Linked DNA regions of Homo sapiens: region 2 is linked to region 1. The links are chromatin loops, found by intact Hi-C in ENCODE. Cell type or tissue: PC-9. All regions are shown on one strand. Each heading gives the region's core, and the rest is flanking DNA. Links, peaks and the distances in the headings are about the cores only.

Region 1 (15,683 bases), core at 3,820-11,819:
AGTGTGTCCCCTCAGAAGCAAAGAAGTACTAAACCAGCAAGCACTATAAGTAGGACTTCACATTATTTTCTTAAATAGAAGGCATATACACATGTACTATCATTCACTTTCAATAAGTTACACTAATAGCAGCTAACAGTTATTGGCACTCTCTATGTAGCAGTCCCGATCCTATAGTAACTTATTTAATCCCCACCACAGCCCCTATTATCATCCTCATTTGGTGGCTGGAGAAACCAAGGGGCAGAAGACTTAATTTTGAGTGGTGAAGACCTTACGTTCCTTTGAAACTCAAGGGACTAGAATAAGTAAACTTCAAATCAACCAGGTTAAGAATGGCCAAGGGTGGGCGTGAAGAGGGGAGAAAGAATGCTAAGCTAATTGATGACAATAAGAGGTTCACTTGGTTGAAGTATAGCCGCCTCTAATAAACCAACATGAGATAGAAGAGTCTGTGCTATATATCTGACAGTCTATCATTTCTAGATACACTCGTGGCTTTCATTGGAATAGCTAGCAAAGTTTTATAAGAATTACCTCATCAACCTTCACAATAGTTCTAGCGAGGCCTGCGTAGTATGATGCCAAGTGTGTGGCTGGAATGACTGACACACCGGGAGGCCACATAACTTTCCAGAGTCACACTGTGAGTCAGTGTCTGAACCAAACAGAGAAACCCGGCTCTCAGGTGTCCAGGTACAGCACCATATTTTCCCAGACCCCTAAAACATTTTTCCTTGATTAATCCCCTACTTAAACCAAGAACCCTTAGCCTCCAACAATGGGCAATGCTTCTTTTATTTTTAACATCATTGAAGGCAGGTCAGGGTGTTAGGAGGTAACAGAAAAAGCACTAGGCTAGGAGGATGGACTCTGGGTTCCAGTGCTGCTCTTTATATCTGCCATGTGATTTGAGGAAACACGTGCCACCTCCCTCCTCTCAGGTTTCCCCTGCAATAAAACAACAGGGTAGATAGAACCAGGCACATTCTAAAGTACCCTTATTACCAATAGTCTATGATAGGAGGATGACATCTACATACTTTACTAGGTTATAACTGAAAGTTAAATCAGTCCGCTGCCTAGTATTCAGGATTTAAATCTTTAGAGCAGTAGTTACTTTTTTATTTCCAGAAAGTTTTAAGATACGATTGTATAGAAAGGCAAGGGGAGGTAACAGCAGAAAATGGGATCCTCCAGCTAAGGTAGAGACTAAATAAAAAACGGAAGGAGGGAATTGAAGAACGAGAACACTTGGACACAGGATGGGGAACATCACACACCGGGGCCTGTTGTGGGGTGGGGGGAGGGGAGAGGGATATCATTAGGAGATATACCTCATGTAATGACGAGTTAATGGGTGCAGCACACCAACATGGCACATGTATACATATGTAACTAACCTGCATGTTGTGCACATGTACCCTAGAACTTAAAGTATAATAATAAAAAATAAATAAATAAATAAAATGGAAGGAGGCCGGGCGCGGTGGCTCACACCTTCTCATTTTTACTTACTTAAAATATAAATTAATAATATTTCTGAAACTAACCTTTTCAATCTTTCCCAGCAATGTGGCTTTTGCTCCCACCATACTACTGAGACTATTCTCACAAAAGTTATTACAACTCCTTGTCGTGACTTTTGTGCTCCTTCTCCTTTGGCCTCTATAGCTTGTAGTTCTTATGAGTGTCCCTTTGTTCCTTTTTTTTTTTTTTTTTTTTTTTTTGAGATGGAGTCTCACTCTATCACCCAGGCTGGAGTGCAGTGGCACCATCTCGGCTCACCGCAAACTCCGCCTCCTGGGTTCAAGTGATTCTCCTGCCTCAGTCTCCCGAGTAGCTGAGATTACAGGCACCCGCCACCACGCCCAGCTAATTTTTGTATTTTTAGTGGAGATGGGTTTTTGCCATGTTGCCCAGGCTGGAGTTCTTAAAACTATCTTCTCTCTCTGGTTCCAGGGACTTCCCTTAGGCACCTGGTTCACTGTCACTTTTCGAATCCCTTTTCAGCTGCCCTTTTCACCTCCTTTGTTTGTTTGCCTTCCCAGCAGGGCAGCTACTCGACTCCGTCCATCCTTATTTACCTCCGTCCTTTACTGTCCCCAACTTGGCTCAATGATCTCTTTCTGGCTTCAACCCTCATCTCTATGGAGGTGGTTCCCCAATCTGTATCTCAGCTCCTGATCCCTTTCCTGAGTAGCTTCCTAAAGCTTGTTGAGCGTTTTAACCCAGATATAGTCCTAGGATTTCAAATTCAGCATATCAAAAACAAACTCATGAGATTTCCCTCTTACTTGGCTTCTAGTCCCAATCTTCCAAATTCTACTAATGACACCCTTCTCTGCTTAAAATGTGTCATCCCTGAGCTCCCCCTTTCTCTCATCTCACCCCATGCAAGCAATCCAAATGTCTGTCACTTCCATGTACTCTTTTCCATTCCCACAAATGTCTTATTTCCTCTCATATACGCCTACTGTTTCTCTCTTTTGAACTTACACGTTAACACATTAACCTTCCTAAACCAAACTTTGAGGATTCAACAAATATCCACAGTCAGCAAACTTTAGGGACTTCAGACCATGTGTCTGAGATTGTACTAGGCCTTTCACATACTGAATCTTATTTAATTTAATCGTAAAATAGCATGTAACGTAGTGTTAAATTTGGCCCAAGGCTGCCTCCATACACAGCAAACTGCAACCTAATTTAGTACATAAACTGCAATCTAACTTGAGAGTATATTCTTGTAACAAGTAACTGAATCTCAACCAATCACAGCCACCAAGCTTTCGGCCAATCATAAGCTGCAATAGGCTCAGACATGTCCAAATAAAGCAAACTCCAAGCTGCAACCAATCAGGTTATTTCTGTATGTCACTTTTTTTTTCTGTCTATAAATACTGCTTGCCCACATTGCTGAGTGGAACTCTGTGGACCTTTAAGGATTTAGGGTGTTGCCCTGATTCATGAATTATTTGTTTGTTCAAATAAACTCTGCTAAATTGCATTTGTCTAAATGTTTTTTAAAACAATAGAGATTAGCCTAATTTTATACATGAAAAATGGAGGCTCAGAAAGACTGAGGAAGTTCCTTAAGATTTTATGATAAAGAGCAGAACCGATGCTCAAACTCATGGTTCCTGAATTCAAGTTCAGGAATCTTTCCTGCACTTGAACTCAACTTCTCACTCAACAGCTTGGTGGCTATGCATTGCTTACCAGATATAAACATTTGTCTTGACTTTGAAGATCCTCTACAACATATCCTATCTTTACATTCATATTTCCCTAGTATCCTCCTGTATATATCCAGCCAAACGGCTCTAAGGACCTTCAACATATTTAAGTCTTTTTAAGGCTTATTGGTTTGGCCTTTGTTAACCTTTCTCTATAATGCCCTTCATGAGCCCAACATGTGCTATGGAAATCTTCTCATCTTTCATTAATGATTTTAATGCCCCCTCTTCCATAAAGCTTTCCCTGCCCCACTCTTGGGTCCCTGATATATCTGTGCTCTCTTGTGGTATGTTTTGTCTTGAATTGTAATTCTTTCTGTGTTCCATAAAGGAAAAGACAATCTTATTCTGCTTCACTAGCAGTGCTTAATATATAATAGACCACAGCAAGTATTTCTTGAATAGAGGAAAGAATCAGTGAATTAGCAGGTAACAAAAAAATACATACTAACACACATTCTAGGGCCATGAAATATATCAATATAACTTGACTAGCTTATATGGGAATTAAAGATGGAAAGTTGATCTCCTTAATGCTATACCAAGTGGTTCCCAGTGGTTCCTAAACACAAAGCTATTATGTTTTATTAAAATTTATTCTGAGAAAATGTAGTGATTTTTTAATACACCTGATTTTTTTCCTCTGAATGACTATTTTTTAATTATAATTTTCTTTCTGCTTTTTTTCTGTTAAAATGTCCTTTCTCTTATGAAATGATAGTGGTTGTAGATACTAATTGAGCTTTTGTGTAGTCTCCTTTAGTAAAATGAAAAAGTTAATACCTTTATATTCACTTCTCTCCAATTCATTTATTCATTTAAGAAACTTGGTTGCATTGTGAAATCCCAGAGTGTGGAGGTCATCGCTCTAATTAACCAAAATAAGTGACTTAGTCCTGATTGCTTCTTTAACAAAACTGGCTCCTAATAGCATTCAGAAAAACAAAGCAAAAATATGTTATCTTTGTGTTTCATATTTGCTATGGAAACAGTCATTGTTGTCGTTTCAAATATGTTGGTATTTGAACTAGTCGTGGCATATGGGCTAAATTTTCTTTCTTTTTAAATCTCTAAAAATATAAATCAAATCTTCCTTTGAAACATTAGTTAGGAGCTATGCTTTAACTTTCATGGACCTCTTTTTAAATAGATTTTGAATCATCAGTGCATCAGAGGAAATGGTCTTTTTCTTCCTTTCATTATGACCTATGGACAGCTGGAAAAATATATTACACTTCTTTTTGATACTTCATCTTTTTAGTTAGGATACTAGGAGGATTTTGAATATATGATTTGATTAACAGAAACAAAACATGGTGGCGTCCTTCCCTGATTTAGCTTTCTCATCTGTTCCCCATCTTCCTCCTAATTTTCTACATCAGAGAAATGTAACTTCCTGTTTACTTTCTTATGCTGTTAATTTAAAGGTTCTGGATAAAACTGGAAGAGGAAAATTATAGCTTGACGTCGAGAATTTGAAAAGGCAAAAGCTTGTGGCATCCAAAATGATATTCTTTATAGAATTTAGATAGCTCAGAATGTTACTTTTGCCATATGAGAAACACTTTACTTTTAGATTATTCAAAATGAAAGCTGGAATTGGAAAGAAAAGAAAAGCAACAGCAACAACAACAAAGCCTAGTGGGTTAAAAATGTGCTGACCTAGTCCTTCACAAATCCAAAATAAAAGATTTCTTTAAAAATAGAAGAAATACTCTAGTGCTTTTACTAATCCATTTAAAATCTGCTTAAGCCCCTTTCTTACTGTATTTTTTCTCTCTTTTTTCTTACTGTATTTTAAAACATTTTTTGTTACATGAAATTAGTGAACACAATCCAGAATAATTACAGCCATTTGAAATACAATTCAGAATAACAACCATTTCTAAATTAGGAAATTTTTATTTATTTATAACTAGAACTGGAAATTGAAGAACTGCCTGGATGTGTGCTAATAGTAAACCATTATTCCCTTACCAAGCCTTGTATGTTTACATTCATATTCACATAAAGGGATTGGTCCAAGCAGGTTGTATACCGTAATCATTTAACTTTTTACTTTGCTTCAAATAAATTTTATTGTTTACCTTCCATCAGCCACTTGGCTAGTCAGGTTAACTTTTCAGAGTGAGGGTAGGAATGGGAAACTGGAGTGGAAACGTGGACTGTGGGGGCAGGGTTGAACAGGGGGTGGTAATAGCTACAGCCTGTACCCAAATCTTAGCCAGCTTCTTTTTTTAAAAGTATGTTATTTTTTTCATCAGGAAGAGGAAAAACAGTATAAATGATTTTTTTTTTTTTGAGACAGAGGCCTACTCTGTTGCCCAGGCTGTAGTGCAGCGGTGCAGTCACAGCTCACTGCAGCCTCAACCTCCCAAGCTTAAGTGATCCTCCCACCTCAGCCTCCTGAGCAGCTGGGACCACAGGCACAAGCTACCATGCCCAGCTAATTTTTTGTGTTTGTTTGTTTTTTTGTTTTTCTTTTTTGTTTGTTTTTTTAGAGACGAGGATCTCACTTGTTGCCCAGGCTGGTCTCAAACTCCTGGGCTCAAGCAATCCTCCCGCCTCGGCCTCCCAGAGTTCTAGGATTACAGGCATGAGCTACTGTGCCTGGCCAAAAACAGTATAAATAATTTAAAGAACCCTACATCAAGACTACAAATAAAGCTAGACAGCCTTCTAATTACAATTGAGTGTATTTTTTATACTTAAAAAAATCACAGTTTTTCTAATAATGAAAGCAATCTATATTCATTTATTTAATTTAAAAAAGAAAAGCAAATGGAGGAAATAAACATCTATAATTTCATTATCTACAGATACCCTTTGTATATCTTTCCATTCATTTTGTGCCCAAATGGTATCATATTGTACATCCCATTTATAACTTCTTTCATAAAACAATATTATTTCTATCATTTGATATTGGTAAATGTTCACCTAAAACATAATTTTAATGCATAATAGAATTTCATTATAGAGATACATCCTTTTATTTCTTATTTTAACCAAGCCTCTGTTAAGGATATGTTCATTCTTTCTAGATTTTTGTTTTTATGGAATAATAGTGTGACACCATAAAGAATACCCTTGAACATACATTTTTGCCTACCTCACTGATTATTCTTAGATGTGCATAAATTTGTTTATCAACTCTTCTTTTTTATTATTTTTTTTAAGATGGAGTCTTGCTCCATCGCCAGGCTGGAGTCCGGTGGCACGATCTCGGCTCAGTGCAACCCCTGTGTCCTGGGTTAAAGTGATTCTCCTGCCTCAGCCTCCCAAGTAGCTGGGACTACAGGCGTGCACCACCACGCCCAGCTAATTTTTATATTTTTAGTAGAGATGGGGTTTCACCATGTTGGCCAGGACGGTCTCAATCTCTTGACCTTGTGATCCTCCCGCTTCGGCCTCCCAAAGTGCTGGAATTACAGGCATGAGTCACCACACCAAGCCTATCAATTCTTTGTCTATAAAATGCAGTAATTTTTCCAAGTTGATCATTTCTCTTTTAATGTTAGTGTTAGCATTTTGGGTTGCATTTGTTCTTCTGTGGTCAAGTCTATCAATCTTTTACAATTTCTGCCTTAGATGTCAACCTTAGGAAAGCCCTTATTCCACTGCCACTCCCACCCAAAAGGCTATACAACTGAATACATAAATATTCATGTAATAAATGAATAAACGTGTTGATACAGACATTTTGTCTCCAGAGATATTTAGACTCCTCTGTTTTGATCTCAAGAACATTTTAGCTCTCTATACTAACACAAGTGTTTAAATCAGAATTTTACCAAATAGGTTGATTGTGAAGATAGTGTTTTTAGGGTGAGCACCATTAGGCTAGTTTATTTTATCAATTTTCTCTACTCTGCAGTTAAACTATTCTGATTTTTTCATTTTCTTTTGCTGTTTTACTGAGAATATTTTTATTGGGATTAGTTATGTTCCATGTCAATTTACAATAAAGATTTTATTGTATTGCACAACTTTTTTTGTCCACATCAAATTCTAACAGCAAGAGCTTTTGCTATCATAAATTTTCTTTTTCGGCCATTATTTTAACAAGTTCAGTTTTCAGTCACATTTTTGTAGCTCTAATTTTGTTAAAAAGATGTGATTCTCCAAGCAAAACTTTTTATCTATTACAACTTTTACTTTACGCAATCTGGGCCATTGTCCTTTTTATTTCATAGGGATTATTTCTACTAGCAGTTTTTATTATGAATTGAATAAAAGACTGATGGGCTGAGAACTGATATTGTAAATTATGCTACTATACCACACAAGAGCTCAGGACCTCTCTGTCAGCCCAGGCAGTGTAAGTGATGTGATGGTTCAAAATATGTCTACAAATCATTTGATATTCTCTTCAAAAGGTGGAGCCTGATTCCTCTTCCTTTGAACATGGGCTGGACCTCCCAGAGAAAAGAATTGGAACACAATTCCAAAGAATTTTAAAAGGCATAAGAGATAGCATCCATAACATGGTCACCGGAGAGTAGGCCATAAAAGGCATTGCAGCTTCCCTCTTACTCTTTCTGGAAGTACACCCCAGCCCCGGGAAATCATGCTGCCATATTGGGATAATCAAAAGGCCTATGAAGGGACCCACTTGCTAAAGAACTGAGGTTGCCTGCCAAGAGCTATGTCAGTGAGCCATATTGGAGACAAATCCTCCAGTCTTTGTCAAGCCTTGAATAGATTGCAGCCCAGCCAATAGCCTCATGAAAGATTGAGCCACAATGATTCCACTAAAATGCTCCTGGATTCTCAACACTCAGAAACTGTGTGAGATAGTTTTGAGTTAATTTGTTAAATAGTAATAGATGGCTAATAAAGGGGATATGCCAGTGAGTCAGGAGGAGGGGTCAGAAAAGACTTCCCGGAGATGGTATTTGGGTGGTAGTTTGCTCTCCATCAGTGCTAAAGCAAATGCCCCTCTCTGTATTACTCCTCCACCTGCCTCACCAGACCTTCTCCTTACAACCCTACTTTTCTACCTTCCTGTCCTTATCCTTGTTTTCCTCCCCATTCTCTCTCTCCCTTCCTTTTCTCTTCCCAATCAAATAGCAATGAAAAGAGTTGTATAAATTGGTCTGGATTTGTGTGTGTGTGTGTGTGTGTGTGTGTGTGTGTGTGTGTGTGTGTGTAAAGGAAACAGCTTTGATTATTACATATTACCACCACCTCCCCCATCCAAATTACTTCCATGGGGTAGATTTATATGTGATAGATTCTCCACTCCTCCTCCCAATCCTCCAGCAGCCTCTTCATTTATTTTGTGCCTATTTTGGGTGGGCAACCCAAGGATTTCAAATAAACTGTTTGGGGAAATAGTTATTTTATAGTCAAACTTTAGGGAATGTTTAAAACCAACTATACTATGGAAACAGTGATTTTAAGTAGTCAAATTATGTCATTGATTTTTATGCAAGAACAGAACAAAAAGAATGGATCCACAAACACAAAATGTATTTTGCCATGAAGAAAACTTGCTGACAGGGATGGGATGAACAGCTGAAAACACAAAAGTAAAAGCTATTTGTACTTCTTTTCAAAAATTTTTCACTGGTGTGGTGAAATTGCTTATAGAATTGTCCATTCCACTTAGAACTCAGTGCTTATAAATGACAGAGGATATATTTGTAGTTTATGTAATAATAGATTTTCAACTTATTTACTCGTATCACTCACACAAGTAAAGCATTTTAATTGTCTCTCACTTGTTTTTTGTTTTTTTTTTGTTTTTGTTTTGAGACAGAGTCTCTCTCTGTCACCCAGACTGGAGTGCAGTGGTGCAATCTCAGCTCACTGCAAGCTCGGCCTCCCGGGTTCACGCCCTTCTCCTGCCTCAGCCTCCCAAGTAGCTGGGACTATAGGCGCCTGCCACCATGCCTGGCTAATTTTTTGTATTTTTAGTAGAGACGGGATTTCACCGTGTTAGCCAGGATGGTCTTGATCTCCTGACCTCGTGATCCGCCCGCATCGGCCTCCCAAAGTGCTGGGATTACAGGCGTAGCCACCGTGCCTGTCCTACTTGTTTTTAATAAATGTGTCTGCAGTTATTCCCTAGGGTCCATCAGCTGTAATGTTCTTTGTGTCTTGAGGTAATTTCTTTCATTAAATTATTTTTCTCCAAACACTTCCAGCTGAATACTTAGATAGTATAGCATTTTATGGAATAATTGTATGTAATAAAGCAATACATTTTCAAAATATTATGTGTTACAGTAGCATCTCATTATAGCATGACTCTGCATAGAGCTATCTCTTCTGAAACATAACTAATTATAGTAAAAGTTTGAACCATTGCTTAGTCTGTAAGTTGCATACAGGCTAACACCCACTCCCAAATAGAATACCAACATTTATTTAAAAGTATTATTGGCTTAATTTTAAATATCTTAATGAAGATTAAAAGCAACATTCAATTTAGAAAAATGATTTCCACTCAGCATTGCTCCAGTTGATGAAAACTTCAAAAAACAATTATAATTCAAAGGACTGTATTGTGTTGCTTTAGACATTCCATGAGCCTGGAGAAAATGCTGAAGGAAACAATACAGGGGACAGCCCTGCCTGGTGGAAAGATGGGCCAAGTGACCTCAGAGTCCGGTTCATCCTTGAATTCTGCAACACTTTAGTGGATACTGACAGTTTTGTGGAACTTCTTAAAAATTGAGTATTACATTATTTAAAAAATATATTAATTATTGTAGTTTAGACACTAAGTGACTTTTACCACAATCAGTTTTTAAACTGATTCAGTAGGATCTCAGGTACCTTTTCTAAGAGGAAATGCTGTAAAAGAAAACAAATTACCACACTTTTCCCAAACAAATGTCTTAGTTCTTGCTAGATTCCAAATGAAACTATAACTACGTTATGTAACAAATGCTTGCCAAGAGTATGATTGGTTTTTAATCAAAGGTCTCATTGAAACACCCACTTCCCTAATTGCATCCTTTCTCCAAAAAATGAGAACACAACTTATGAAGGGAGAAAATCAGGCTCTACCATTTATGAAATGTTTGATTTGTTTTACTTGGTATGTGGGTTTTTAGAATTTATAAAAAGTAATCCTCTGACACCAAGTTGTATGATGAATAAAGTGTTCCAGCCAAGTCATAAATCTCAGCAAAGGGAGGTTTAAATGGCAAGTGTTGGGCAGGACAGTGCCCTCACTGCAGTACAACTTCTCTGCTCAAACAAAGACTCATTCATGAGTCAAGTCAGCCACTTAATGCTTGAGTCTGTCACCAGCTAAATATAAGATTGCTAGAGCTGTTAGTGAAGTTTATCAGGAAGACTCAAAGGCATGGAAAGAAACATACAAAAATGTACTGGGCATCTTTTTATGCATCAGACTTCTTATAAACCAAAAATTATTTGGGCACATATATTTCATCAGGAAATAATGAAACTGAGAAACTTAAAGTTCAGCGTATCACACAACCAATGTTTTTGCTTGTTTTTTTTTTAATTTCATATTCTGTCTTAAAACATATAACCAGGTTGGGCATAGTGGCTCACACCTGTAATCCCAGCACTTTGAGAGGCCTAGGTGGGAGGATTGCTTAAGGCCAGGAGTTTGAGACCAGTCGAACATAGTGAGACTCTGTCTCTACAAAAATAAAAATAAAAAAGAAATCTAGCATTATCTTCAGAGAAGTAAATTTTTAAAAATAATTTTAAAACTATAACCATCTTTAAAATATATGTATCTTTTAAAAAGATATACCTATATATTATATATATATAAAAAACCATCTTTTAACTAGAAAAATCAAACAACCATTAAAAGCCAAGGTTTACTGTTCAAATGTGGTATAATTCACACTTAAAAAGGGAAATCAGAGTAATCATAATAGAAGTGTTTATAGACCAGCTCCTCTTTTGTGGGTTGTAATCTTATTTTAGGGCCTAATTAGAGAAGATTCCTTTTTGATACTTTCTCTACTGGATTACAAGGAATATGTTATAGAGAATGTTCTGCCAGAAAAACTAAAATAAAAATAGTGTAAGAATAGATTAGTATAACCGTTCTCAACATTTTTTATTTTCAACTCACCATTTTAAATTTCTCATATCATTTGTCCATTAAAATACCTAAAACAGGAGAAGCATGTCCCACAAGCCTCTTTTTTAAAGGCTTAAAAACAGAAGAGGAGGACTATACAGGTATAAAAAGCTAGCTCTGTTTATGTCTCTCTGCTGCAACCATTTTTTGAAGTTTTCCTGCCCTGGGTGAGTCCCTTGTGCTTCCCTCTCACACTGCACTCCCACCCAGCAGCAGTGCATGGCCTGTTGGAGACCCTGGTAATATTAGGCAGTGCAGTGAAATGGAAGAATCACTGCATCAAGGTGCCTCCAGAGGATGAGTTTTACTCTCAGCTCTACACTTAACCATAGGGAAATGTGCTTAACTCAGACTCAGTTTTCCCATTCTGAAATAAGAGTGTTGAAAAAAATGCTAGTAACCGTAAAATTCTATGGTCTAAGTAAATCAAATCACATTTAGCATCTGGGTCTGCCTTTTAAATTACTTTTATTTATTTTTTTTTTTTGAGACGGAGTTTTGCTGTTTCACCCAGGCTCTTTTCGCACCTGGCCCGATTACTTTCTATAGTTACTTAAAGAATTGGCCTGGCACGGTGGCTCATGCTTGTAATCCCAGCACTTTGGGAGGCCAAGACAGGAGGATCACTTGAGGTCGGGAGTTTGAGAGTAGTCTGGCCAACGTGGTGGAACCCCGTCTCTTCTAAAAATACAAAAATTAGCCAGGCTTGGTGGCACATGCCTGTAGTCCCAGCTACTCGGGAGCTGAGGTGGGACAATTACTTCAACCCGGGAGGTGGAGGTTGCAGTGAGCCAAGATCGCGCCATCGCACTCCAGCCTGGGGGACAGAGCGAGACTCCATCTCAAAAAATAAATAAATAAATAAATAAATAATTTTAAAAAATTACCTATTACTCTCTGTTACTTTTCTTCTTTCTTTCTTTCTCTCTCTTTCTCTTTCTTTCCTTCCTTCCTTCCTTCTTTCCTTTCTTTCTGTCTCTCTCTCTTTCTCTTTCTTTCTGTCTCTCTCTCTTTCTCTTTCTTTCTTTTTTGAGACAGGCTCTTGCTCTGTCACCCAGGCAGGTGTGCAGTGGCACAATCTCTGCTCACTGTAGCCTTGGCCTCCCAGGCTGAAGCAATCCTCCCACCTCAGCCTCCTGAGTAGCTGGGACTACAGGCATGCGTCACCACACCCGGCTAATGTTGCCCAGGCTGATTTGTTACTTTCCAATGTACTCACTTTATCATTGGTCTTGGGTGCATCCCTTTTAATTCTTGTCCTTTTTCCTCTTGGTCCTGTCTCCTCCTGGTTGCTCAGCAATATTCCTCTCTCTATCCCTATGCTCCACCCCAGCCTATTTCACCTTCTCCTTCATCATTCACTCGTTTTCACTAAACACTGCTGTCTTCACTCTTTTGCTTTAGTGAAGCAATTTCAGCAAGTGCTGCTTGATTTTAAATTATTTCATTATTTGCTGTGAAGAAAAGAAGAAGAAAATACTGTTATTAAGTCAATATTTCATAAGACATCTTTAATCAAGTTGAAAATGTTAGAAAAATGTTTCTAACATCATGCAATATGTCATTACTACATTAAGACACTAATGTAATTATTTGAAGGTATAAATCACTCAGTATTGGTTCTACTGTATTTTTTTAATTTTAAAATATTTCAAGCTTACCAAAAGTTACAGAAAGTAATATTGTAAAGTATTGACCACTGATCTTTGTCAAATCTGAATATTTTGCTATTTTTGCTTCAACTTTTAAAAATAAAATGTTACAGATGCAATTGAAACCTTCTGGCTGGGGGCAATGGCTCATGCCTGTAATCCCAGCATTTTGGGAGGCTGAGGCAGGCAGATCACTTCAGGCCAGGAGTTCGAGACCAGCCTGGACAACCTGGGCAAAACCCTATCTCTAGGAAAAACAAAAATTAGCCGGGTGTGGTGATGCACGCCTGTAATCCCAGCTACTCGGGAGGCTGAGGCATGAGAATCCCTGGAACTCAGGAGGTGGAGGTTGCAGCAGTGAGAGAGAGAGAGAGAGAAAGAGGCCGGGTGCAGTGGCTCACACCTGTAATCCCAGGACTTTGGGAGGCCAAGCAGTCAGATCACGAGGTCAGGAGATCGAGACCATCCTGGCTAACACGGTCTAACCCCTTCTCTATTAAAAATACCAAAAATTAGCTGGGCGTGGTGGCGGGCGCCTGTAGTCCCAGATACTCGAGAGGCTGAGGCAGGAGAATGGCTTGAACCCGGGAGGTGGAGCTTGCAGTGAGCCGAGATGGCGCCACTGCACTCCAGCCTGGGTGACACAGCGAGACTACATCTCAAAAAAAAAAAAAAAAAAAAAGGAAAGGAAGGAAGGGAGGGAGGGGAAGGGAAGGGAGGAAGGAGGGAAGGAGGGAAGGAAGGGAGGAAGGGAGGAAGGGAAGAAGGGAGAAAGGGAGGAAAGGAGAGAGAGAGAAAGAAAGAAAGAAGGAAGGAAGGAAAGAAAGAAAGAGAGAAAAAGAAAGAGATCTTCTGTACACTCTTCCCCATTCGATTCATCACCCTCTACCTTACATGCATGCACTATTATACACCAAATGTTTTTCCTTTTTATACTGTTATTATTTATGAATGTGTAATAAGTAAAACAAAACCTATACTGACATGTTTTTAAATTTCATATTAACGATGTCATACTACCTTTCAATGTTGAGATTTACCTATCTTGATGCATTTAGCTCAAGTTCATTCACTTCCAGTGCTGGATAGAATTCTCTTATACAAATACACCATGATTTGTTTATGCATTTTGCTGCTAGTGGATATTTAGGTGTTCTAGTTATTCACTGTTGCAAGCAGTGTTAGAATATTCTTGTACTTATTTTCTTGAGTACATGTAAGGGTTGTTAAGAGTTATGAATATGTGCATCTTTAACCTGACTATATATATCTAAATTGCTCTCAAAAGTGGATCGATCCAATTTAAGCTCCCACTAGCAGTGTATGAGCTTCTCCTGTTTCACATCCATACCAGCATTTGGCACCATCAGACTTTCTGGTAGGATGAAATGCTAGCTCATTTTGGTTATAATTTGCATCTCTCTGATTACAAGTGAACTAAAAGTGAGCTTGAACATTTTTATTTTGTGTTGAGTTTTTTCTTCTGTAACTTGCCTATTCCTATCTTTTGTCCATTTTGCTTTTGTGTTGTCTTTATTTGATGTAAAATTTTCCTTTGCAGATTGTGTGAAATAGGTATTTTAGTTTTTTTCATATGATTAATGAGTTTTTCCAGCACCAATCATTGGGAAGTTTGTCCTTTCCCCACGGCTTTGTAATGTTGTATACAGTTTCCATGCATAAATGTTTTCATTTTGCAACTCTATTGATTTATTTTCCCATCCCTGCATCAATACCATGTCTTTATTATCACGTAAAGCTTAATTATAATACACTTTCTAATATGGTAGGAAAAACTCCTTTACCTCGTTATTTTTCTTTAAAAGCATCTCTTCATGTAAATTTCAGAATTCACTTGCCAAAACTCTGTAGCGATTTGCACTGGAATTACAATGAATTCAGAGATTAATTGGGGGAGATTGGACATTTTTACAGTATTGAATTTTCCAATGAGCAAAGTATATCTCTGCATTTATGTAGGTCTTCTTTCATTTCTTTCAATTAGTTTCAGAATTATTTTCTAAAAGGTCCCTGACATTTTTTTTTTGTTAGTTTTACTCCTAAGAATCTTAAGGGTTTTGGTACTGTTATGTTGAAATATGTAGATGCAGTTCAGTTTTTTAAAACTCTATTGTTCTAATAATTTATTGATTCTCTAGATTTTCTACGCTAATTGTGATAGTTGGTAACTTGTGAATTGTTATAGTATAGTTTCTGTCTTTTTAATCTTTATATCTTTCTTGCTTTACTGTCTTACTGCTGTGACTTGAACTTCCAGTACAATGATGAATATACATTGTGATAACAGGTTTCCATGGATGGTTCTTGACTTTAAAAGTAGTACTTATAATAATTCACAAGTAAGTATCCTGTTTGTATAAGGTTTTGGAAGGCAACCTTTATCAGATTAAGGAAGTTTCTTTTTATTCCAAGAGCTTTTGTTTTGTTTTAATCATGATGAGTATTATCAATTCTGATATGGACTATTATTTTTTGCATTTATTTTCATAATTGAGATCACCTCTGAACTTACTTTACATTCTTTCTTTGTCCGATTGTGGCATAAAGAATACACTAATTACATAAATTGTATTTGAAGGCATTCTATCTTTTTCTGTTATCTGGAGCAGCATAAAATAGGATAATCAACTTGTTGAAGGTTTGATAGAACTTTACTGAGAAAATCTAGGCCTGATAGTATTTGTAGAG
Region 2 (15,683 bases), core at 3,515-11,514, 49 kb before region 1:
ATAAGAAAATAAAAACCCCAATAAGACACTGAGAAAAAGATTTGAACAGACATTTCATAAAAGATGTATGAATGACCAGTAAGCATACAAAAAACATTAAATTCTATTAGTCCTCAGGGAAATGCAAAATAAAACCACAAGGAGAATCTAATTTACACTAGAATGTCTACAATTAAGACTGACAATACCAAAAGTATTGGCAAAGAAGTGGAGCAACTGGAACGCTCAGACATTGCTGGTGGTGAAATAGAAAGTACAACCACTTTGGAAAATTGCTTGATAGCTTAATAGTCAAACATACATATGGCCCACCAAGAGAAATGAAAATAAGGTCGGGTGCAGTGGCTCAGGCCTGTAATCCAGTACTTTGGGAGGCCGAGGCAGGCGAATTGCTTGATTCCAATAGTTCCAGACCAGGCTGGGCAACACAGTGAAACCCTATGTCTACAAAAAATTAGCTGGGTGTGGTAGTGCACGCTACTTGGGAGGCAGAGGTGGGAGAATCACCTGAGCCCAGGAGGTTGAGCCCGTGATCAAGCCACTGCCACTGTACTCTAGCCTGGATGACAGAGTAAGACCCTGTCTCAAAAAAAAAAAAAAAAAAAAAAAAAAGAGAGAAATGAAAATACATGTCTAAATACAAATCATAGCTGCGTTATTTCTAACACATCAAAACTGGAAACAGCATCAAAGTCCATCAGCAGGTAAATGAATAAGCAAATTGTGGTATTCACAGAATGGAATATTCAGCAATAAAAAGGAATAAACTACACATAGCAACATAGATGAATCTCAAAAATATGAGCAAAAGAATCTAGTAAAAAAAGAGTTCGTGCAGTTTGCTTTCATCTATATGAAATTCTAGAACAGGCAAAAATTAATCTACAACGACAGAACTGAGATTAATGGATGCCTGAAGTGGGGTGGGGCTGCGGGCTGACTGCAAAAAGGCACAAGGGAATTTTGGGGGGTTATTATGTTCTATATCTCAACTGTAGTGGTATCTACAAGAGTGCATACCTTTGTCAAAACTGTTCAAATTACTTTAAATGGGTACATTTTATGTAAATTATGCCTTAGTAAAGTTGATTTTTTAAAAAGTAAGTTCTGACCTTAGGACATCAATGGACTTCACTCAGCCTCATCTTCTTCATCTGTTAAATGTGGGATAATACTTCATTTCTTACCACACACGGCATCAAATGAGATGTATATCAAACTGCTCTAAAAATTTCCCAATGCTCTAAAGATTTTTAGTGTTTTTATTACTTAAGGCATTATACAGTCACTGTATGGCCATCAGATTAGCCTACAGAATCATTTTATTACAATAATGAATAAAATCTGAAGATAATCTTCAAACTTCACTGTAATCATTTATTTTTATGTTTTCCCCCCAAAATGTTATATCAATTAACACTTAAAGGAAATAAATTAGGAAATTTCTTCATGTGCCTGGTTCACTAATAATGGAGTTGCCAATGAGCCATCAAAGACATGTAAGCAGGAAAAAAACAGTAACTATCAAGAGTACACATGATGTAATCATGAGATTACAGGCAGTGGTTTACACCTGTAATCCTCTTAATTTGGGAGGCCGAGGCAGGAGGATCGCTTGAGCCCAAGAGTTCGAAACCAGCCAGGGCAACATGGCAAAACCCTGTCTCTACAAAAAATACAAAAAAAATTAGCCGGGTATAGTGAGCATCCCTGTAATCCCAGCTACTTGGGAGGCTGAGGTAGGAGGATCACCTGAGCCCGGGAGGTTGAGGATACAGTGAGCCGAGATGATGCCACTGCACTTCAAGCTGAGCAACAGAGGGAGACCCTGTCTCAAAAAAAACAAAAACAAACATACAACAAAAAAACAGTATACAACATAGGCTTTATGAAAAAACCCACTAGACGATTATATTCAATAAATCAAGATTTAAGTACAGAACATACGTATTTTTCAAATGTCCTAACCATAGTGACCTGGGCAAACTTATTTTTATGATAATTTATATAAGGCAGCTCAGGCCTGTCCACCACCACTCAACATAATTGCTGCTACCCTATGCCAACAATATAAAAATGATAGCTATGTTCTTTCATTTGCTAACCAATAAAGACATTCCTAGTATATTTTAAACAGTCACATATGCCGTACTTCAAAGTATGTTTGTGTTTTATAGCTTTCCAGATTTGAAAGTTTTCCAGGCATATTTGGTCCTGAGCCAAAAACTGTGCTTCAAATCTAAAAATCTAAAACAAGTTACATTAAATTCACTGAAATACACTTTATCATATAAAAATAACCATCAGTAACAGCTCCAATTAACACTCAAAAAATTCCCTGAAAAAAAGTTTGTCAGCACATTTCTTTCAGCTGGGTGTGTATAAAAAAAGTGCCTCATGGCGCTAGTTTTATTAGAAGAAAACGAAACTGAACCACACAAGGTTTTGACATAATCGTAACTGTTCCCCAATTTACCTCTACCACTCAGTCAGGCTTCACTTCCCAAGCACTGTGAGAAACAGAAAAGAAAAAGTCATGATATCCACCTCGTTAAGTAGCCATCCCAGGTTTTTATAAACTACAAAGACAACTTACAGCTGAGAAACAGCAGGGGGTTTCACAAGATTTGCACATAAATATCTATGGCAGATACTCAAACAGCACAGTAAGAAGTAGTAACACCTTTCCTCCAACCTACCAGGTATCTAGAAGTCACCCATTTCCAGACCAATGCTGCTGGCAAGCAACTACCATATTAGCATGCCTTAGAGGTGGAACTAAGAGACCAAACATTACCTAACCCACACCTCACTGCCTCTACAAATACATATGGCCAGAGCACAGAAAGTGTAACTATCAGGAATTGTAGATCTGGTGGGTACCAGAACTTATACTTACTTGAAATAAGTTTGAATATATGAACAAGTATGCTAGAATTTCCTTGCCCCCAAATTAAGCAAAAATGACAGGGTGTCATAATTCTCACTAAATGCTCCTACCTACATAAAATTGTCAATCTTTACTGCTAAAGGGTTACAAAAGACTGTTAAGTTTTTTTAACTGTATCAGCTGACAACACCTTACCAGCATCAGCTTTTCAAAGAGTTGACAAGTACTGCCCACATAAAACATCGACCTCTGTAATTTTGGTAGACCATGTCACATAAGGATCCTTTAAAACACTAATTTGTAATAAATCACAGACATTACTTAAATCTAAATTCTAAACATTAACAATTCAATAAATAATGCTTTTTAACAAAATAAAGACAAAAAACTAGTTTCCTTGCGTTTTCAGGCTTTCTTGAATAATATTCTTATATTCTTTTAGTGACAAGGAAACTAATGGTATGGCATAAACTCTATTAATAAGAAGAAAAGGCTTATTATAGACACATGGTACCTATGCATAGTATTTATTGCAAATGATAAAATGTCAAAATAGCCAAATAATTTCTGAACCTGTCTGCCTCATTATTTAAAAAAAGTTTAAAGAATTTTCCATTTTTATTTCAAAATTATGAAAAATCTATAAGATCACTCTTAACATATCCTGATATTCTATAGTTATTAAACACATTGTTAAAATTCCCAATCTGAGATATAAGACCAAAAACATGATCAACCAGCAAAATGGAAAAAAAATCAGAAAAAAAAATAGGCATTTCATAGAACAAGAAGATTCAGATGTTAGCCAGAGTTGTTCAATTCTATATCCTACACCTTTGACTACCCTCCACAGTATTTTCTGCACATTAGTTGAATATTTGTCTTCTAACAGTTCTATCTCTGACCTTCTCTTTTCACTTCGAAACATGCCCTCCCTGGGCATCACAATTTCCATGACGTCAATAACCACTACTCTCAGCTGATTCCCAAATCTCTATCTCAAGCCCATATCTCCCTGGTTATCTTTTCCTGGGTGTCCTGAAGGCATCCTAAACCTGTCCCAAACTGAATGTATTATCTCTGCACTCTACCATGGCCATTTCCCCCACTCCAATTCCTTTCTCTCCTCTTTTTCCTATGTCAGTAAAAGTCACTACAATATATACCTAGTTTGCTTAGTCTAGGTTACATAGTCTTTTCTATCTTTTAAAAATCGAACTCTGATGGTGTCATTGTTGTGATTAAAAACCCTTTGGTGTGGGGAGGTCCTACACATTCATCAACAAGGGATTGGGGCAAATAAATTGTGGTACTTTTCATACCACAGAATATTGTGCAGCCTTCAAAAATCATGGTATAGACCTATATTCATTAATAGGGAAAAATGGTTATGAGGCTTTTCCAGGCACCCTCCCCAGCGTTAACTCCATGGTTTCTCACAGCTCCTCCAGCCCTAACTCTACCTCATGACTCTGCTTAATTTCCCAATTTGCTAACAAGCAAATTCCTTCCACGATTTGTTCAGGTCTCTGAGGCAAAGAATCTGATTGGCCTCATTCATTGTCTTGTGCCAGGCCCCACGCCAAGAGCCGTAGGTCATAGCTATTCTTTGGATTTTATCTGCTCTTGCAAAAAAAATGGCTTGGACCCAACCCAATAAAATTCCAAATTAACATATAATTAAAAGATTTCTAGATCAATACAATCCAACTATTAATATATAATGAAAAAAAATGAGGAACAACCTAAATCTACTGTAGCCGGATTTAGTTTCTAAAATATATCATTGGTATTAAATAGATCTACAGTATTTATATCTCAATCATGCTTCACTTCATGAAAAAAACTGGTAAAAATGCAGGTATTATATATTAAACATGATTAATTATTTGTTAAATTTTAAACAACACAGCTAGACACAAAAAGCAAAGGTAGAGAGGAAAGTCAAATGATCACTGGTTAACTGAAACAAAAAGTCAACACTCTTTTCCCTATGAGTATTTGAAATTATAAAGGTACTTGTTATATTAAAATGATAAAGCAGAAAACAAACCATCTAATCACTTGGTTAGATTCTCGTATAAACTCCAGGCATTCAGGAGCCTCCCCCAAAACACTTAATTCTCACAACTCAATAAATACGTATTTCAATAATTACTGCTTACTCTATTCAAATGTCAAGGGGGAGGAACAAAACAAAGAACCTCCACCACTCTCTTAGTAATAATTCTGAATGACTTTCTTTTCTTAAAAAATATATTTAATTCTTAATTAAAACATTCGCTAATACCTCTTATTTATTCAATGATTCAACATCTTCTCTAGACTAGGCACTGGGAATACGATGACAATTATGGCCCCCTCTTTGTGGAGTTGATTCTGTATAAAAAGATTCTATATAAAATTGTTTTTTGATTCTGTAAAAAGCACACTTTAACAAGTTCTCACTATGTTGCCCAGGCTGGTCTCGAACTCCTGAGCTCAAGTGATCCTCTGGCCTTAGCCTCCCAAAGTGCTGGGATTATAAGTGTGAGCCACTGTGCCTGGCCTCACAAGTTTTTTTCTGGAGTCAGGTTCTCGCTCTGTAACCTGGGCTGGGTGCAGTGGCATAATCACAGCTCATTGCAGCCTTTACCTCCCAGGCACAAGCCATCCTCTCATCTCAGCCTCCCGAGTAGCTGGGACTACAGGCACTTGCCACCATGCCCGGCTAATTTTTTATTTCCAAAATCACACTTTTTAATATAGATTATATTACAGAATATATGCACATATAGCATATATAGAGAATATATGTTAGCCTTGGCTGGGTGGCACAACTGTAAAGTATACCTTTTTTTCCTATTAAGAACTTGAAGAATTTCACTTTGGCTCCATTATATAAAAATAAGCTGAAATCTACAGGCATCCATCTTTCCTAAAAATGACTCCTAGAAGTTAGAAAAAGACAAACTTAAAGAGATAAAAGTGTTGTTGAGCACTTTTTAGTACTTTGTTCAATACGATTTATCTCTCCTCATTTATCAGGGAGGAAAAAAAGGCAATTAGAGATACATGCAATATTCTTTCTTTTGAGGTTATTCACAAGATGTTCTACCATGCTTCTTCTCATTGTGTTTTTCTGAAGCAACTTTACTATACAGACAAAAAATGAAAAAGTCTAAATCCTTTTCATTACAAAGTTGGCTCAAGGGGAAGGAAATAATTTCTCTCTTCAAAGCACCATGAGGAATAAAGGGGCCCATCCCTTTATTCTATATCTAGGATAGAGAATAAATGACTCCAAAACACAGACTGGGCCCCACATTTTGTAGGTTAGTATATTCAAAGGAGTCAAAGGTCAGCACTGAGTCATGGCCTTTTCTTTGCCTCTTCCCATATGGCTGCAGTGTTGATGAGCCCAGGACCTACTCCCTCAGGAGAAAGGTTGGTCATCCTTCTCTCATTCTCTCTTCCTTATGATTATTAAATAAGGTATTAAGAGGAGCTCTGAGAAAGGTGTTTTGTCCTTCTCTCTCCTTTGAAGATTTTCCACATAAGGGGCCTTGAGGCAAGCACCTGTCTGGAAACTGTCTCCTCCCCATTCCAGCTCCTTCTTTTCCTTCCTTTCTCATTGTCTCTCCTTCCTCCTTTTCTCTCACTCTTCTCCCAAGTCTTCCACCAATGGTTTACTTTTTTTCAGAAGCATTAAATGCCATAATAATAATTTTGGTAAAATAAAAAGCTTCCTTTTTCATGAATGTCTGGGTTTTTTGTTGTTGTTGTTTTGTTTTGTTTTTTTAAGACGGAGTCTCACTCTGTTGCCCAGGCTGGAGTGCAGTGGCACAATCTCGGCTCACTGCAACCTCCACCTCCCAGGTTCAAGTGGTTCTCCTGCCTCCGTCTCCCAAGTACTGGGATTACAGGCACCCAACAACACACCCAGTCAACTCTCTTTCCTGCCCTTCCTGTGCACAAGCCTGCCCAGGTTTCTCTCTCTCTCTTACCCTCAAGTTCTTCTTCCTCTAAAACAGGCAGGATGAACATTGACCCTATTTTTGGAAGAATGAGTTCCATGTTTGGTTGTCGTAGGAAAATAAAGGACATTTATGACTACACTTGGTTCTAGGCCAATCTGGCTCAGGACAAAAACAGCCCTTTTACTTGGTCCAGTTTCACCTACCAGATTTCTGCATCAGGGGTTGGAACCTAACCTGAGCTAATGCTAAAATGTTTTCTTGGTCTTGCTTTGCCTTTTCTGTGCCTAGTTCTCTCAAGTATTTCTCCACAAAGCAACCTGAAGGCTGGATGGAAGAACAATTAAAATGTTTCCAAGCTCCCTGACCAAATACTATGATTACAACATCTAAAGCTATGCATTTTCAACACCAAAAACAAATTTTTAAAAAAATAATAAGATTGGCAAAATGTTTTGGTATAAAAAAGAAGCTTCTGAAAGTTCTTATCTGATTATTACTCATGTTGACTCCCTACTTCACCATGCAAGAAACAGTGATTTTTCTTTTCTTTTTTTTTTTGTTTTTAAAGATCCTTGAAAGCTTTTGCCTTGATGAAACAGTGATTTTATATTGGCATAGCACTCTGTACTTACTAAAGTTATATACTTGCCATCAAGTCTTTTCCCAAATTATTTTGTTTTACTATAATGTTACTACATTAAAATACAAACATTCTGGCCAGGCACAGTGGCTCATGCCCATAATCCCAGCACTTTGGGAGGCCGAGGGGGGTGGATCACCTGAGGTCAGGAGTTCGAGACCAGCCTGGGTCAACATGGTGAAACCTCATCTCTACTAAAAATCCAAAAATTGGCCAGGTGTGGTGGCGTGTGCCTGTAGTCCCAGCTACTTGGGAGACTGAGGCAGGAAAACTGCTTGAACCTGGAAGGCAGAGGTTGCAGTGAGCTGAGATTGCGCCACTGCACTCCAGCCTGGGCAACAGAGTGAGACTCCATCTCAAAAAACAAACAACAAAAAAGCCTCGGATATTCATGAAAAAGGAAGCTTTTCTATTTTACCAAAATTATTATTATGGCATTTAATGATTCTGAAAAAAAAATAAACCAGATCAACTCATTGTCCTCCTTAAAATCCTCCAGAGACATCCTTGCACATTCACAATAAAATCTGGCTTATAGAGCTTCACTTGCTTTGGCTACAATCTTTTTCTCAACCAGATCTCTTATCACTCTCCATATCAATCTTGCTCACTACCAAAATCAGTGGCCTTCTTTCAGTTCCTGAAACATACCAAACTCCTCTTACATCAGAGCCAGTAAGCTTACTATTTCTTTTGCCTGGAATGTTCTTTTTCCAGATCATCTGCCAGTTCCTTCAGGTATTTAGGTCTCAGTTCAAATATCAACTCAGTTGACAGGCCTTCCCTGAAAGCCTCCTATGAAAAGAGCCTGTTCCACTCCTTGTAGCTCCTTACTAATTTATTTTTTTCACAGCATTTACCATTTCCTGCAATTGTTACAATTTGTCTAATTGTTTACTGGTCAACTTTACTACTAAAATAGTAGCTCCATGAAAGCAGGGGCTTGGTCTGTCTTCTCATTACTACATCCCGTAACCAAAAAGTACTTATTGAATGAGTCAAGTACTTCCTATCACACATATTATATGGTAAATAAATGTGACTCTACACTTTCAAATTCCTGAAGATGTTCCCTCCAGGAAATTCTTAGTAGGACCTTTATCATCCAGCCATGAAGTTTATTTATTTTGTGAATTATATACTAACTCAGGGTCTTCGTATTTATTCCCTCTGTCGGCAATGCGATAGCCTCTGATCTTTGCCTAAATGGCTCCTCATCTTTCAAATCTCTGCTCAAATATAATCTCCTGTATAAGACTGCTCCTAGCCACTCTAACTATAATAACACATGATTCCTTCAGATCACTTGTATTATCCTGCTTTTACTTTCTTCACAGCTTTCACCACTCTCTAGTTACGTTTTTAATATTTGTTTACTTGTTTGCTAACCACAAACTAACAGTTTTAGCTTCAGGAAAACAATAATCAGTATTCTCACAATCCTCCAAGTATAGCAAAAGAACTTCCTGAAAAGACGGGCCCCTGGGACAGCTTCTAACATAGTGCACTTTGTAACACAGCTCATTCTAACACTGTTTCAAACATGGAACAGTACAGGCTGAGAAGGAATCTGAGCATTGTAAAGATTTTTTTTTTTTCTATTACAGAAGCTCATTTATGCAGTTACCGGAAAACAAGCAAGCAACAAAATAACAGTTACTAAAGTTTTTGTTTTAATGACCACCTATTTTATTCCACTAAATCACATCACTGACATTAATTAAAAACAATCTGCTTCACTGCTATAACCTAACAAATTGCAAAAATGGTTCCATATCATGGCAGTGTTGGAGCATCAATCTGCTCAACACACACTGGGGTATGGATGGCCACAGACAACTGCCATGACTGTCCACTGTTCTATAGCACTATACTGTATTCTGCAAATCAGAAAAATATGTAGTTTTAATACCAAACCTACTAAAACATCTCAACCTTGTGCTCCAATAATTTATTTTATTTTATTTTATTTTATTTTATTTTATTTTATTTTATTTTATTTTATTTTATTTTATTTTTTGAGACAGAGTCTTGCTCTGTTGCCCAGGCTGAAGTGCAGTGGCACAATCATGGCTCACTGTAGCCTTGACTTCCTGAGCTCCAGCAATCCGCCCACCTCAGTCTCCCAAAGTACTGAGATTACAGGCCTGAGCCACCGCACCAAGCCACTCCAATTATTTATATGTGTGTGTCTACTATTAGTTTTTTAGATATTTAAACTAGGAGAACATTATTACTCCACAATAGGCCAGGTCCCAGACACTGACGCTAACTTACAATATACCATCTATTTAAATTTATTAATCTGCAGTGAATGCATAGAAATCTTTTTATCTTTTTAAAAGATGAGGCCGGACATGGTAGCTCACACCTGTAGTCCCAGCACTTTGGGAGGCTGAGGCAGGCGGATCATGTGAGGTCAGGAGTTCGAGACCAGCCTGGCTAACATGGCGAAACGCCGTCTCTACTAAAAATACAAAAAAAACTAGCCAGGCATGGTGGTGTGCACTTGTAGTCCCAGCTACTTGGGAGGGTGAGGCAAGAGAATCACCTGAACCTGGGAGGCAGAGGTTGCAGTAAGCCGAGATCACACCACTGCACTCCAGCCTGGGCAACAGAGGGAGACTGTCTCAAAATAAATAAATAAATAAATAAAAATAAAAAATGAAAAGTCATGGTTAATATATGCTTAATTCATCTTCTATATTCATAAAAATTATTGCTGGCAGGTCTGTAATATCAGACAACTCCTTAAGTATCTTAGCTTTTGTTACTTTGAATTGTCTCTTATGTACATAAGATTACAAACAAAGGAATATAAAACTTCCACTATTCAAAAGTGAATTATCTAATTTATGGACAAAGTTTGCAGCAACTTCTTCCCTCATACTTACAGTTGCTAGCTCTGAAAATCTGACAAATTTAAAAGGACATACATCTGAAACCAAAATATATATGGCATTTTAAGTCAAATAAAATAATTAAAAGTTTTGAATTAGGAAATAAGCTAGATATCAAAGTGATATTTCAGGAAAATTAATCTGGCAGCAGTATACCATAGAGATTAGACAAACTTCAAGGAAGTAAGAGTATGTACAACAAATTATTTCCATAGCTCTTTTCAAACAAATAGATGCTATTGGTAATTTGAAAATGAAAATACATTTTTAAAGAAAAACATGGGTATGGTATTTAGTTTCTAGTAACACTGTCATTTTACCACTCTTCTCTATAAGATAAAGCAATTTAACTACATTTGTATTTTTAATTAATTTATTTATTTTTATTTATTTTTTTGAGACATAGTCTCCCTCTGTCGCACAGGCTGGAGTGCAGTGGCATGACCTTGGCTCACTGCAACCTCTGCCTCCTGGGTTCAAGCAATTCCCATGCCTCAGCCTCCCAAGTAGCTGGGATTACAGGCGTATGCCACCACACTTGGCTAGTTTTTGTATGTTTAGTAAAGACGGGGTTTCGCCATGTTGTCCAGGCTGGTCTCAAACTCTTGGCCTCAAGTGATCCACCCATCTCAGCCTCCCAAAGTGCTGGGATTATAGGTGTGAGTCACTGTGCCCAGCCTACATTAGTATTTTTTAAATGTGGGTTTATAACCCATTCATGGGTCATGCATAAAGTCAATTTAGTTGGTCACAACCCATATTTTTTTTTCAAATAGAATCTTAAAAAAATAAAGTTACAAGGATAAGTACTTTTGTTTCTGTAATACATGTGTAACTAGGTAAACCAGGTGGGTATCTTGAAGTAAAATGCATTCCTAACTGTGAGTCATAGTTAAGAGAATTTCAAAACTCGAGACCAGATGATTGCTAGGATCTCTTTCAGCTCTAAAACTATACTTCTGTAATGAAATCTGTCCTCAAGTGAGTAAAAATGGTCAATGGGTGGCTTTTTATTTATTTATTGTTTAGCTACAGTTCTTTTAATGGCAGGCAACAGAATCTAACCCTGTTAAATTAGCTGTAATTTACTGAGGGAACACTAAAGTAGTTCACAGAATCTAAGGAAGAGCCAAAACACTAAGCTCAGAAAGCATGGAAATTGAGCAGCACCGGTATTTCAGCAGCAGGAGCTCACAGATTTCTCCCTAGGGCACTGCTTCTATAAGACAGGGTGGTTCCAACCACCTTCCATCACTGTACAGTCATTCTCCCTCCCTTTGGGTTTCCAGTTTTCCAGAAAACAATCTAGTCAGCCCATCTTACATCTGATTTCTTAATCCTGAGATCAATCAGCAATGGCCAAAAGCAAAGTGAGAGGCATAGACATGGTCTCTGGAAAAATAAGGAATTATCCACCTCCCCAATTTGTCTAAAATATCTCTTTATGACCAGAAATTAACACTTTGTTTATCAAGCCCTTATGTACCAGGCATGATATGTGGTACAATATAAAAAATATAAAATATGTTATCAGTAAAGGAGAATGTATATTTTACTTAAGAACGAGATAATTTTTAATATAATCAACATTATATTAAACATTATAATGAATATGGTATTTTTCATTTCACATGTGTTCTTGAAAACTTGTTACTTCAAGTTCTATTTTTCTAAAACAATGTAAAATTAATTCTAAACATTTTTTAAATAAAAAATTACTTTGCAAAGTAAATTATTTTTGTAGATCTAAATCTTCCTGTCGGTGGTCACTAAACAAGATATATCTCTTATATGAGAAAATAATGCTTTAGTCAGGTGAGCAAAACAATCCCCTTTTCTCCCTTCTATTCCTATTCTTGGGATTCCTGCCCTGTTCCCCTCTCCCCTTCTTTGCTATCGCCTCTCAGTGTTTGACATCCTACTCCATGCTCATATTCTCTGTTAGTCTTTCCGGAATCAATACATGGTATAATCCACAAGGACAGGAAAAAGGATGGCTGCAGGATGCATTTGTAGAATAAGCACTGGGTTAGAAGTAAGAAGATTGGGATCTATCTCTGCTCTGTTACTAACTAGCCTAGCCATGTGATCATGATCTATGCATTTTTTCTTTCTACACCTCTTTCCACTAAGAACCGAGTATCTACTAAATAAACCCATCCGTAAAGTTTCCTTACTTGTGAAAAAAGAGATGGTAATAACTGCCCTATTTGCCTTCTCTGGTTATTATCAGAAAATAATAATAATAACGTATACATGTTTTACAAACTATTAAGTACTATAGAAATAGTAGGCCAGGTGCGGTGGCTCACGCCTGTAATCCCAGCACTTTGGGAGGCCGAGGTGGGTGGATCACAAGGTCAGGAGACTGAGACCATCCTGGCTAACACAATGAAACACCATCTCTACTAAAAATACAAAAAAATTAGCTGGGTGTGGTGGCGGGCACCTGTAGTCCCAGCTATTCAGGAGACTGAGGCAAGAGAATGGCATGAACCCAGGAGGCAGAGCTTGCAGTGAGCCAAGATGGCGCCACTGCACTCCAGCTTGGGAGACAGAGACTCCGTCTCAAAAAAAAAAAAAAGAAATAGTAGGGGGACATTTTGTTTTGGTTTGGGAAGGCCTCATGGTGTAAACAGAATAAGCATGGGCTTTGGAATCAGCAGATGCAAGTTTAAATCCTAACATTATCGTTTATTACCTGTTTGACTTTGGGCAAGTTAACTCACCTTTTGGAGTCAGTTATAGATCAATTTCCTCATCAATAGGGCACCACCTATATCATACATTACATTCATAATATTTGTAAAGTGTACTCAATTTTCCTCATCCCTCATGTCATCCCTACAATTCTGTACCTTCGGTCCTATCCCGTTTCCACACTCACTTTTTTAATCCCACACCTCACATCTTCCAAGACATGATAGGGGAGAATCATCTATCTACTTGATCACTGTGGTGTTATGATATATATTGCTTTCCATCTACAGTTCCTGGTTCATAACTTCTAAAGCCCTTGTTATAGTCTTTCATTATAATCTTGGGTGTGTTAGGCCTCAGGAAACAGAATCTCCTGCCCTCCTTTCACCTGCCCCAAGGCAGGAATCTAATCTTCTCCTGCCTTTCTGACTGTGGGTCTTAAGACCCTCTATGAGACAGTCCCACCCTATACCCTGGGAAAAGGGATGCCAAGATTATAAAGCTTCAAAAAACTGAGAAGAGGATTCAGGGAGCTTCTGGACAGCTAAGCACAGTGAGGTTCCTGGAGGGTGGTGCACCCTTTCTCCCATACCTTGCCCTAAACGTGTCTTCATTTGTATCCTTTGCAATATCCCTTATAATAAACCAGTAAATGTAAGTAAGAGTTTCCCTGAGTTCTGTGAGTTGCTCCAGCAAATTAACTGAACCCAAAGAGGGGGTCATGGGAACCCCAACTTGAAGCCGGTCAGTGAGAAGTACCGGAGGCCTGGACTTGTGACTGGTGTGGTGGTGGGGTAGTCTTGGGGACTAAGCCCTCAACCTGTGGGATCTGACACTGATCTGATACTATCTCCAGGTAGATAATGTTGGAACTGAATTAGAGGACACCCCACTGGTGTCCGTTGCTTGGTGTGTTGGGAAAAACTCTTTTCAACTCTTTTTCTAAGAAGAAAAGAGAAACTTAGTATGAGTCTTACAGAACAGCCTTTATCTTTCTCATCAAAAATAGTAAGTTTAGCAATATCAGCTCAAGACTTCAAACTTATAAAGCTGTTCCTTTACTTGTTTTTGTCATTTACCACTATTAGGTAAAAAATACAAGAGTTCAAAAGCACTAGGAGGAACAAAGGATGGGGAAGGGAACATCTAGACCCCGAGGCTCTCAAAGGAACAGAGTGAAAACCAAGGAGCTAGTTTTTCCCACCTTCCAGTAGTTAACTACTAATTAATTAATTAGAGTTGACATAAGGGATAAAATATTTTTTGCCAGCCCTGTTCTGGTTTCTCTTCCTAATCTCCCAATTCTTGATAAATCAAGGTATCATCTCAATCCTACCTTAACGAGGTCTCTCCAGCCAGGCACAGTGGCTCATGCCTGTAATCCCCTGCACTTTGAGAGGCCAGGGTGGGTGGATCACGAGGTCAGGAGGTCGAGACCATCCTGGCTAACATGGTGAAACCCTGTCTCTACTAAAAATACAAAAATTAGCCAGGCGTGGTGGCACACGCCTGTAGTCCCAGCTACTTGGGAGGCTGAGGCAGGAGAATCGCTTGAACCTGGGAGATGGAGGTTGCAGTGAGCCGAGATCGCGCCACTGCACTCCAGCCTGGTGACAGAGCAAGACTCCATCTCAAAACAACAACAACAAAAAAAAAGTCTCTCCCACTCAACCCTACTAATAAATCTTCATGGCCTGCACCTTAGTTCAGGCCTCCAGCTATTTCAACAGCCTCCTAAGTGGTATCTCTTCTACAATACACCACAGTGACTTTCTGAAACACAAATCTGATGATACCCTCTCTGGCTTAAAACCCTACACTAGGGTTCCCATCACTTCCAGGATAACGTAAACACTTGGCATAGCACAAAACATCATTCATGCCCTAACCCTATCTAACTCTGTGATCTCGTTTCTTATCACCCCTCAAAAGGCAGCTAGTGCTAACGCCACAACTAAGCTGCTTCCTTTGACCTGAGGGTCACCATGCTCTCACACTCCCTTTTAACATCCCATTATACTCCCAAATACAATACCGTACAACACAGCCTTCATTTCTCTATGTGGTAAATTCCTCCGCATCCTTCAAAACTCAGTTGAAGTGTAGTACAGAGTTTGGTGCCTTTACACTCCTAAAACATTGGACAGTTTTCTATAAGCCACCGCTAGAAAGTGAGACACTGAAGAACATGAAACTCTTTGTAATCATGGTAGAAAATACAAAGGACAATGCAGAAGCTCCTTAAATAAATTAATAAATGGTCTGACAATTCAGTTTTATTAAAAAGAGTCTTTGTGAGATCACCTAGTAAAGTAAGTACCATTCATCAAGTTATTTCTATGAGAAAGTAAACTTGGAGCTCCAAATAAATGATCACAAATAAAGAGTTACTCTAACATGATAAACATGGTTGTAAGGTATCAAAAGATATTGTGAATTTGTAACAGAGGTATAGATGTTACCTAGAAATAATGGAACATTATTAGGTACATGAGTAGTAAACAGAAAATTGAGTTCTAGCACTGTGCATGAAGAAGAAAACCCTGTTCAACAACATCTATGAGAATGTAATTAATTTTTCAAAGACAGGTTTG

What was found. Peaks named below come from ENCODE experiments on the same cell type or tissue, not always from the same donor. Only the 100,000 strongest peaks of a DNase experiment are listed, where the experiment ranks them.
Region 2: it touches region 1 in a loop (6-fold over the local background); 10 of 110 quality-filtered maps call a loop at or near these places.

The regions. Positions count from the first base shown.
Region 1 is chr1:200,719,009-200,734,691 of GRCh38, reverse strand. No RefSeq gene overlaps it. Among named protein-coding and RNA genes, the nearest start is that of CAMSAP2, 12 kb to the left of the region's middle. In PC-9, for the core only: no CTCF peak of the experiment used is centred there; no DNase peak of the experiment used is centred there.
Region 2 is chr1:200,767,712-200,783,394 of GRCh38, reverse strand. All of the region lies in intron 2 of CAMSAP2 (calmodulin regulated spectrin associated protein family member 2), which reads right to left. Among named protein-coding and RNA genes, the nearest start is that of CAMSAP2, 37 kb to the right of the region's middle. In PC-9, for the core only: no CTCF peak of the experiment used is centred there; DNase peaks (open chromatin) are centred at 8,184 and 11,274; H3K27ac peaks cover 1,670 bases.